Regions from separate parts of the Homo sapiens genome. Here region 1 is linked to region 2. Evidence: read pairs that join two places in POLR2A ChIA-PET (ENCODE). Cell type or tissue: GM12878. All regions are shown on one strand. Each heading gives the region's core, and the rest is flanking DNA. Links, peaks and the distances in the headings are about the cores only.

The links. ChIA-PET counts read pairs that join two places held together with the same protein. Peaks named below come from ENCODE experiments on the same cell type or tissue, not always from the same donor. Only the 100,000 strongest peaks of a DNase experiment are listed, where the experiment ranks them.
Region 1: POLR2A ChIA-PET joins it to region 2 with 6 read pairs; 3 of 35 experiments call an interaction of 5 or more read pairs at or near these places.

What each region holds. Positions count from the first base shown.
Region 1 is chr15:75,216,457-75,221,822 of GRCh38, forward strand. No RefSeq gene overlaps it. Among named protein-coding and RNA genes, the nearest start is that of C15orf39, 17 kb to the left of the region's middle. RefSeq lists enhancers at 2,188-2,237, 3,048-3,237, 3,318-3,377. In GM12878, for the core only: no CTCF peak of the experiment used is centred there; no DNase peak of the experiment used is centred there; H3K27ac peaks cover 1,478 bases.
Region 2 is chr15:74,851,812-74,857,177 of GRCh38, forward strand. It overlaps SCAMP2 (secretory carrier membrane protein 2), which reads right to left. Exons shown (of 9, transcript NM_005697.5): 2 at 2,770-2,838; 3 at 2,210-2,308; 4 at 258-375. Among named protein-coding and RNA genes, the nearest start is that of ULK3, 11 kb to the left of the region's middle. RefSeq lists an enhancer at 4,576-4,645. In GM12878, for the core only: no CTCF peak of the experiment used is centred there; no DNase peak of the experiment used is centred there; H3K4me3 peaks cover 545 bases; H3K27ac peaks cover 1,100 bases.

The DNA of each region.
Region 1 (5,366 bases), core at 71-5,070, 360 kb after region 2:
CTTGACTCATCCAGGGTTCTGGAGGCCACGCCAGGAAGTAGCCTGCAGCTGGAAGAAGCACCTGGTGTTTCTGCGTCGCCCAGGCTGGAGTGCAGTGGCGCGATCTCAGCTCACTGCAAGCTCCGCCTCCCAGGTTCACGCAGTTCTCCCGCCTCAGCCTCCTGAGTAGCTGGGACTACAGGCTCCCACCACCACACCTGGCTAATTTTGTTTTTGTATTTTTAGTAGAGATGGTGCTTCACCGTGTTAACCAGGATGGTCTCGATCTCCTGACCTCGTGATCTGCCTGCCTCGGCCTCCCAAAGTGCTGGGATTACAGGCGTGAGCCGCCGTGCCCGGCCTCTGCATCTTTTTTTATGGAGCTGACTTGGGTGGGAGGGGCTACAGACTCAAGGGAGACTGCAGGCCACCCCTTCCCCACTCCCTGGCTGGGTGGGTTTCCAGCTCAGGAGTCTGATTGGAAGGATGGGACCGTCCTGTCACAGAGGCAGGTCTGAGTAGTCCAGGCCCAGTTTTACCCTCCAGCAGGGCCCCTTTCATTCATTTGTCCAGCTGGCTTTGCCCAAAGCACAAGTGATGTCTATGTGGACTGTGTCCCCTGTCCCCAAGGGGAGTCTGGCTCCAGTCCTGGCCTGGAACTCGGAGACCTTAGAATTAGAGGCCACATCTGGCAGGGTGGACCAGCCAGGGCAGGTACCATGTTGGCAGCCCCAGACCTGACACCACGGCTCCCGTGTGCCCTCTCCACTTCCGTCCTGCACATCACCTATACTACGTGCTGTCCCTGATGAATCCAAGCTGTCAGCTTCCATCAGCTTGGCTGGGAAGTCAAGCTGACCAAAGGGGAATGGTGCAGCCTGAGTTGGGGGCTGAGTAGGAATGGGCCTGGTGTGGGGTGGGGGAGGTGGGGGTGAGGCGGGTGTCTGGCACCTCTCTGCTTATCTTCCCTTCTCCCTTGCCCATAAAGGAGGCATCTTCTCCATGTCCCTCTGCCACCCTGGGGACATAAAATACTGCCCCAGGTCTGTCTTCCCTTGGACATAGCCCACCTACCTTCCTGTGGGACTCAGGGCTTTGTTTTGTCCTGTGGCCCACATGAGAAGCAGTTATCCCTGCTCTGCTCAGCTGAGAGAGGACAAACTGAGGCAGAGCAGGGGAACAACTCTGTCATAGTCTGGCTGTTAATGGCAGAGTCAAGACCACTGAGTGTCTAGTGGACCACCAGGTCCACTGGACACCAAACGTGGAGGCTGTATTAGCCCGTTTTGTGTTGCTCTAGAGGAATACCTGAGACTGGGTTATTTATTTATTTATTTATTTATTTATTTATTTATTTATTTTTGAGATGAAGTCTAGCTCTGTCACCCAGGCTGGAGTGCAGTGGTACGATCTCAGGCTGCTGCAACCTCTGCCTCCTGGGTTCAGGCTATTCTCCTGCCTCAGCCTGCTGAGTAGCTGGGATTACAGGCATGGACCACCATGCCTGGCTAATTTTTTGTATTTTTAGTAGAGGCAGGGTTTTGAGATAGAGTTTCGCTCTTGTAGCCCAGGCTACAGTGCAGTGGTGCAATATCGGCTCACTGCAACCTCCGCCTCCAGGGTTCAAGCAATTCTCATGCCTCAGCCACCCAAGTAGCTGGGATTATAGGCGTGCACCACCATGCCTGGCTAATTTTGTATTTTTAGTAGAGACAGGGTTTTACCAGGTTGGCCAGCCTAGTCTTGAACTCCTGATCTCAAGTAATTTACTCGCCTTGGCCTCTCAAAGTGCTGGGATTACAGGCGTGAGCACCGCTCCTGGCCCTGAGACTGGGTAATTTATAAAAGAAGTTTATTTGCCTCATAGTTCTGCAGGCTGTACAAGCATCTGCTAGGCTTCTGGTGAAGCGTCAGGAAGCTTTTACTCCTGGCGGGAGGCAAAGAGGGAGCAGACGTGTCGCATGGTGAGAGAGGGAGCAAGAGAGAGGAGGCATCAGGCTCTCCTGTGAACTAATAGAAAACTCACTCATTGAATCACTTGAACCCAGGAGGTGGAGGTTGCAGTGAGCCAAGATCGCGCTACTGCACTCCAGCCTGGGCTGTGAGTGAGACTCTGTCTCAAAAAAAAAGGAAGGAAAGAAAGAGAAAAAAAAATTAGAAATTAGAAAACTCACTCATTACCATGGGGAGGGCACTAAGCCATTCATGAGGGATCCCCCACCATGACCCAAACACCTCACACTATAGGCCCCACCTCCAGCACTGGGGATCACATTTCAACACGAGATGTGGATGGGACAAGTATCCACACTATGTCAGAGGCCTCCCTGTCATCAGAGTCTTCTGTCCTCGGTTCAGGTGCATGCTGGCTTCCATGCCTGGCTTCCTAGGAAGTCATCTTGGCCCCATGGGGTTGGGCCGGGCCACTAGGCTGAGGGTTGGAGCCCTATCTCTCCTAGTCCCAGCCTGGGTCTCCATCACTGACTAGCCCGCTCTGCTTGCTGCATTCTCTCCACACCTGTTCCCTGTAGCCCAGGGGTCAGTCTGGGTGCAGGCCTGGGTAGAGGTCCAGGAGCAGATTCTGCCCCCCAGCTCATACCTCCTGTGCACCATGGCAGCCAAAATGCACCAGCATGACCAGGAGTGCTGGCTTGTCCCTGTAATCCCAGTGTTTTTGGGAGGCTGAGGTGGAAAGATCACTTGAGACCAGCCTAGGCAACATAGCCAGACCCTGTCTCTACAAAAAATAAAATTAGGCATGGTGGCGTGTGCCTGTAGTCCCAGTATAGCAGGACAAGCCGCAGACAAAACTTCGTAGACACCGAGTTGTAGAAGAAGGGCTTTATTCAGCTGGGAGCATCGGCAAGCTACTGCCTTAAAATCCGAGCTGAGTGCACAATTTTTGTCCCTTTTAAGGCCTCACAACACTAAAGATTTCACATGAAAGGGTCGTGATTGATTTGAGCAAGCAAGGGGTACGTGACAGGGGCTGTATGCACCGGTGGTCAGAGTGAAACAGAACAGAGCAGGGAGTTTCACAATGTTCTTCCATACAATGCCTGAAATCTATGGGTAACATCGGGTTCTAAGTCATGAGTTGATTTTTAACTACTAGGTTTAGGCCAGGCAGGCCCAGGCCTGGCTTTGGGCCTGGCGCTGGGCTGCCTGTCTTTGATTTCACTTCCTTGTTTTTTTCTTAAAACAGGTACTGAGTATAAAACAATATGAGAGAGCCTCTCTCTTCCCTCACCAGCTACTCAGGAGGCTGAGGTGGGAAGATTGCATGAACCCAGGAGGTCAGGGCTGCAGTGAGCTATGATTGTGCCACCACATTCCAGCCTGGGCAACAGAGCAAGACCCTGTCTCTAAAACAAGAAACAAAGTGCACCAGTGTGTGGATTCCAGCTTCTCCTGGTGTGTGGACATGACCTCACTCGGCCCCATCAGTGAGTGGGAGGCTGCCTGCTGTCTTCCAGAACGTTCTCATCACTACACCTGTGTTCCTCCTGCATTCTCTGGCAGGCTTTGTGAGGGGACCTGTCACCTACCTCTCTGGCTGCCCTAAGGCCCAGCTCAAACCTTCCCTGCCCCTGAGAACCTTTTCCTGAAGAGTCTTTTCCCCACTGGCAGGCCTTCTTATTTCAGAGCTTTTGGTAGGGTGAGTAAAAGGATCGACTCTCTGCTACCAGCCTGGGAGGAATTGTCCCTAGGGTTGGGTCTCTGGATGGCATATGAGGGTCTAGACCAGGACCCAGATGACTGTAACCTGAAGGGCAGGACCTCAGCTGCCCCAGCTTGACACAGCCCCTTGTCCAGCCTGACCTTCTGGGACAGGCCCGACCCCTGCATCCTTTGGTCTTGGTCCCTACTGGGAACTCTGGTTACCCTGGCTTACCTACTTTGACTCCAAAGGCAATGCTGACATCCCCCGTGAGACACAGTGACAGACTGAGACTAACGTAGGGTTACCTGGCTCAGAGTCACCATGGCCAGGCAGAGGTCAGGTCCTGGCCTGGTTCAAGATCTTCCCCAATGCCCTTCTAGCTCTGGTGCCCTGCAGGGTCTACCTTGGAGCACCTGGAGCCCGAGAAGCTGCCCCTCACCTTTGAGATCCCAGGGACCCCCTCCCTGATCATGATGAAGGCGGAACCAAACCCGCTGAGGTGCCTGAAGGAGGAAGGGTCAGCCTCTGCCTCCCACGGCCTCTCTGATGGGGAGGATGTTATCGCAGCAGCGTGAGCTGGGAGCGGAATCGGGAGGATAGGGGTTTTCTCTATGGGTAGCTCTGGGCTCCAGGGTGGAGCCCTTTTAACCTGGCCCCTCCCCTGTGACTCTCCTTGGCCCCAAGCAAAGAAAGCAGCTTGCCCGAGGTCACCTGACAGGTAGGAACAGAGTGGGACCTGGGTTCTTTCTCACCCAGCTGCAGCTCCCCCGGCTTGCCCCACAGCCCCTTCCACCAGGTGACACAGAACCTGGCAGGCTGTGCCCCATAGAAGAGTTCACTTTCCTTCTGGTGAGGGATGGGAACCACCTTGGGGCGGGAGGGATGAGGGGTCTGGGGGCTCTCCCAGCCCTGCCTCACATTTGAAGGATGGCATCTGGGTGGCAGCATGGTTTAGGCTACACAGGGCGGCCCCGAGGTTTATAGCCTGGCCTCGGGCGGATGCTGCCATGCCACCTTCTCTTTTGCACATCCTGACCTGGCACCCTACCTAGTTAAAGGTCCTCAGGTCTCCTGGGCATTGCCCCCACTCCCTGCCCAGACACAGCTGTCCTTGTCCTGGACTAATCTTCAGAGATTCTTGTCCAGCCCACAGCTTTGCTGGACATCGCAGGCTGGGCCAGGTCCCCTGCCCAGCACTAACATCTCTTTGTGAGTCTCAACCAGACTGAGCTGTAGCGTCAGGGTCAGGGTAGGCTCTGACTTAATTGATGGTGTCAATAAACCCCCAGGACAGGGGGGTTTATTGATGGTGTCACATCTGCTTACATTCTTGGCCTCTATGGTCTCTTTGGGGCATGATACCCCTCTGTCCCATGCTTAGGTGCCCACATGTGGCCACAAGTGCCTTTCCTACCACTATCCCTACTTGAGGCCGGTGTCCAGGAACCTGTGGCTCCAGGCAGAAGGCTGAGCGCAGAGCCAGGCCTGGGCAGACATTCCGCAGGGGCTGCAGGAGCTGACAGCCCTGACCACCCAGCCCGTGGCCATCCATTCCCCTTCACCGTGGCTGGCCCCTCATCCACCATCCTTCCAGGGGCCAGGCCTGGGCCCAAACTGACTTTTGCCTGCCCCAGTCCCCCTCGTGTTCTTGGCTGAGTGTGATGGTCTTGCCCGTTTCCTTGATTATCCTCAATCAGAGGTTTATAGAGCCACTTGGGGACAT
Region 2 (5,366 bases), core at 304-5,303:
GCCCCTATGCTATCAAAGAATCAAGGAATTTGAGAGCTAGGAAGGAGTGCAGAAGTAATCTACAGCCATTACAACTACACTGCAGGTCTCCTGACTTGCAACTTACTGCTCTTCCCAGGACCAGCATCCTGTGATGAGAAGAGCCCCACAAAACTCTAAGGCAGCTCAGGGTGAATGCTGGGAGGCCCTCCGCACAGGTTTCAGGACACTCTTCTATGCCAGGCAGGGCAGCCCCAGGCCCCAGCAGCCTCCCTTACCATGCAAGTTGGCTACAGTGTTCTGCAGCTCCCGCTCCTTGCGTTCCAGCTCGGCAGCTTTCCTGTCCAGTTCTTCCTGCTGCCGGAGCAGGCCTGCCTGGGCTGCAGACACCACGGCCTGGAGAGAACAGGGGAGGTACAGGGACAGCCAGACACAACAAACAGAAACAGTGTCAGCCTGGGTAGGCAGGCAGAGAGGCCTTGCCCCAGGCAGGGACAGCCATCAAGGAGTCCCAGAAGCAGTCCCCGCCCCACAGAGTGTCTTAGGTACCAGAGACCACCTTAGAGAGGCCAACCTGTCTTCCACTGCCCCCACACCTTCCTGACCCCTTGGCCATGACTAAGCTGTCCTCTCCCCTCATCCCTAAGCTTGAGTTGGGAAAACTACCCCCATTGGCTTCTCCACCTCTTCCCCATACTGGGTCAAGGCAGCGCTCAGTGATTGTGACCTTTGGGAAAAAGACCTCACAAGAAACTAAACTATAATAAGAAACCCACAGACCCAAGCCTCATTTGAAGAGCCTGGTGGATGTGTGAGAAGGAAAACAGTGCAAGCCTGCTAACAGTGAGTGGAAAGGGGAGACACGTGAAGGCAGATGGCGTGTGCCTGAGCCTCAGGATCTGTACAAGCACCCTGCCCCATGGCCTGCCCCCAGGAGCTGCCTCCTGAGGTCCCCCTAAACTGCAATTGGCTACACCCCAGGACAGCCCCTTAGGTGTGGCCCTGCCCTGCCTGGCTTTAGTGGCATGCAGAGTCCACACTTATCTCCTCTCCAGGCGGGGTAGAGCCTCTGAGTAACAGTAAGGGACTGACTGTATGTGAGGCTGAACAGACCTGGCCCCGGGGCCCTGCACCTGCTGGCAGCTGCTGCCATTTGGGCCAGGTTCCTCCTGAAGGATGAGACTACAGTCCTTTTTAGGGAGAGATCTCAAACTGGTCATTTCACAGGATGACAAACCAGGCACATGTGTACACACACACATGTATACACACACCAACCTCTCCAAAAGCTCTTCAAAGACCTAAGGCTGACGTGGAGAGCCAAGTTTCAGGCACTGGGGGCGGAAGCAGGAGCAGAACTGACCCCGCTGTGCCACGCTGGGGGTCTTGACCTCCTCCAAGTCTGTGACGCCAGCTGAGAAGGACCCAGCTCCCTACAGCCCACCACCCAGCTGCACAGAAAGGCAACTCCGCATGTAAGGCCTGCCTCACCTCCACAGGGCTCTGGGGCCTGGGAGGGGTGTGGGGCAGGCTCCGGGTGCCCTGCCCTTCCTCCTGCTCATCTACATTAGGCCTACCTTCGGAAGCTTTCGCATGTAGCTGTCTCTGAGAATACTTTCTCCTCCTAGGAGCATCTGCCTCTCTGAGAGCTCGCTCACTGCCAGGAATTGGGCAGGCGGGAACTTGCTGGCCTGTCTAAGCAGGAGCTGCAACACACAACTCCACCATGGGTCACGCTCATAGGGGCAGCGAGGGGTGCAGCGGGAGGGCAGTGAGGCGGCGCAGTGGAGCACCAGGCACAAAGCAGGCAAGATTCACAGTATTTGGTGAAGGGACAAAGGAAGACAGGAAGGAAGGTGAGAATTAATGAAGTTAAAAAAAAGAGAGAGATTCTGGGCCCCAAGGAAGAGAGAACAAGCCAAAGGCCCGAGGAGGACCTGGAGGGGTACAACAGGGACAAATGCCCTCTCTGGAGGCACCGAGGAGCCCGGCCTGGTGAGTAGAGCTTATTTCTCAGTGGTGGTGGTGGGTGGGATGGAGGGAGTAAGGATATTAATTGGCAGAGCAGCCCCTCTACTTGTAGGTGACCAGCTCCGAACAAATTAGCAAGAGGGCCCTTAGGGGGCCAAGGCTGAAAGCTCTCTGCTTGCCCCCAGCCTCAGGGCTCAGCTACTGGTCTGGATGATTCCCTCACTGGAGAGAAAAGGCCAGAGTTCTTTGTCAGCACTACCTGGGGGGTCGGCTGGGTTGGTTCCACTGATGGCTGGAGAACCGCTGGCTGTGAGGACCCAGGGAGTTGGGTGACAGGAACTGTTGTCGCTGCATTTGTCTACATGGAACAAATCAAAAGACAGAATTGAGTGGGACTCCATTAGCTGGTGACGAGGGGGCAAACCCACAGCAGGATGAGTGATGTGCCCCTGCCTGTGAGGGGACTCCCTCGGGGCCTGCACTGGGCCTTCCCCTGTGGCTTCCCAGCCAACAAGCCTCAGGTTCAGGCCATCTGATCCCTAACCCGGCACCCCTGGGCTCGCTGGGTCCAGCACACTTGGGCACTGCCCTGACCTCCTTGGGGAGGGGCCCCGGTCACAGATCCCAAGGGGAGAATTTTACAGAGCGTTTGGTGGCTTTGCCATCCTTACCCTGCCTCCCGGGTTCATGTTAGGACTGTCCCTTTGAGGACTGCCGCTTCTCAGAGCTGCTTCTGTCCTTGCCAAGGATCCCTGCCCCGGACACCCCAGCACCACCCTAGAGGGCCATGGGACTTGGAAAGAGGGCCTGCTCACCAACCTCTGAGAAGGGGTTGAATTCCGCCAGGCCGCCCTGCGGGGCGTTGGTCAGCTGGGTCACAGAGGGATCCTGAGAAGGTGAAAAAAAGCCCTTAGACACAGTGGAGAAAATCCGGGCCAGGGGCCGGCAGGCGAGCCGGTGACGCCTGACTGAAGCAGGGCAGCTGATCACCCTCCCGGGACCCTGAGAAGCCTCTCTGGAAGGGTCCTGTGCCTGCCTCTGCCACACCACAGCTGCGGTCCCTTCTCCCTTCCCCCTTCCTGGAAAAGGTTCAGCCCAGAAGAGACCCAGAGCAAGCTTTACCCAGAAGCTTGAGAGTACACACCACACAGGCTCCTGTTGGTGCCCTATACAGATTCAAAATGGTTCATAGTATTTACCTCTAGGGAGTGGGTTTTTTTTTTTTTTTGAGGGGTGGGGTGCTGAGGGGCAAGTGAATGGGGTGGTGAGGGTAGAGACTTACTATTGACTTTATAACCTTTCTGTACTGTTTTACTTATTATTCATTTATTCCTCTTTTTTTATATTTTTTTATTTTTTCGAGACAGAGTCTTGCTCTGTCACCCAGGCTGGAGTGCAGTGGCGCAATCTTGGCTCACTGCAACCTTCGCCTCCTGGGTTGAAGCGATTCTCCTGCCTCAGCCTCCTGAGTAGCTGGGACTACAGGCGGCCGCCACCATACCCGGCTAATTTTTGTATTTTTAGTAGAGACAGGGTTTCACCATGTTGGCCAGGATGGTCTCAATCTCTTGACCTCGTGATCTGCCTGTCTCGGCCTCCCGAAGTGCTGGGATTACAGGCGTGAGCCACCATGCCTGGCCATTCCTCTTATTTTGTAAAAGACAGTCTAAGGTAGCCGGGTGCAGTAGCTCATGCCTGTAATCCCAGCACTTTGGGAGGCTGAGGCGGGTGGATCACCTGAGGTCGGGAGCTCAAGACCAGCCTGACCAACATGGAGAAACCCCGTCTCTACTAAAAATATAAAATTAGCCAGGTGTGGTGGCGCATGCCTGTAATCCCAGCTACTCCGGAGACTGAGGCAGGAGAATCACTTGAACCCGGGAGGCAGAGGTTGCAGTGAGCCCAGATTGTGCCATTGCTCTCCAGCCTGGGCAACAAGAGCAAAACTCCATCTCAAAAAAAAAAAAAAAAAAAAAAGTAGTCTAAGTTTCTAGAACAAAAACATGCTGCTGGCTGCCAGTACTGATTTTATTAAATCGGGCACACTTGCTAAGAGCAGAGATATGATGAGCTGAGGTGAAAATTCAAGAAAATGTTTCTGGGTTTCGGGGGTTTTTTAAAGTCTTTTCATAAAATCCAAGAATGTCCTCAGAACACAACCTTGTCTCCCTTTCCCATCTGATCTCTGCATGGGGCTCTGCCATCCTCTTTACTGTGCCCCTGCTGGCCTGGAACAGTTGTCTTCACCCTGCCCTGCCCCAAGAAGAGCTCCTCCACACCCTCCCCTTCCTAGTAACAGATGCAGGGCTCAGGTCCAGCTTCACAGCCATGCCTGGGCTCCATGAGGAACAGCCCTGAGGGTGGCCAAATTCAGGGCTGTTCCTGCCTGTGGAGACACCGCTTGGGTTCCACACCTCACCCCACACCCCTAATTATTAAACCAGATGCTCCCAAACTTCAGGCCCAGCCTCACCTCCACTGGAAGCCTCTGCAGAGCCAGTTCTTTTTTTTTTTTTTTTTTTTTTTTTTTTAAGACAGAGTCACGCTCTGTCACCCAGGCTGAAGTGCAGTGGCATGATCTCCACTCACTGCAGCCTCCGCCTTCTGGGCTCAAGCTATTCTCGTGCCTCAGCCTCCTGAGTAGCTGGGATTACAGGCGCCTGCCACCACACCTAGCTAATTTTTATATTTTTAGTAGAGATGGGGTTTCACCATGTTGGGCAAGCTGGTCTTGAACTCCTGGCCTCAGGTGATCCGCTCACCTCAGCCTCCCAAAGTACTGGGATTACAGATGTGAGCCACTGCACCTGGCCTCCAGTTCTTTTTTTTTTTTTTCCTTTTTCTTTTTTAGAGACAGGGTCTCACTCTGTTGCCCAGGCTGGAGTACAGTGGTGCAATCATAGCTCATGGTAGCCTCAAACTCCTGGGCTCAAGCATTCCTCCCACCTCAGCCTCCGGAGTAACCAGGACTACACACATGAGCCACCAGGCCTGGCTGATTTTTAAAGTTTTTTTGTAGAGATGGGGTCTTGCTTTGTTGCCCAGGCTGGTTTTGAAGTCCTAAGCTCAAGTGGTCCTCCCACCCTGGGCTCCCAAAGCACTAGGATTACAAATGTGAGCCACCTTGCCCTGTCCAGATCCAATTGTTAAATACAATGCTAATATTAGACATAGCCACAGAGTGACCCCCTCAGTTTACAGATGTAGAAACTGATATTCACCATGATCCTAGGACCCAAAATGGGAGCTCTCTCCTTACTCTGAATATTTATAGAGCTGAGGGTCAGCATTGAATATGTTCTCTGGTTTTATCACAGATACTTCCTCTTATCTCTTATCTTCCCACCTGAGCCACCAGTTCATAGAGGGTATGAATGTCTGACTGCCTCCAGGCATACAGCCAGAACTCACTGTGT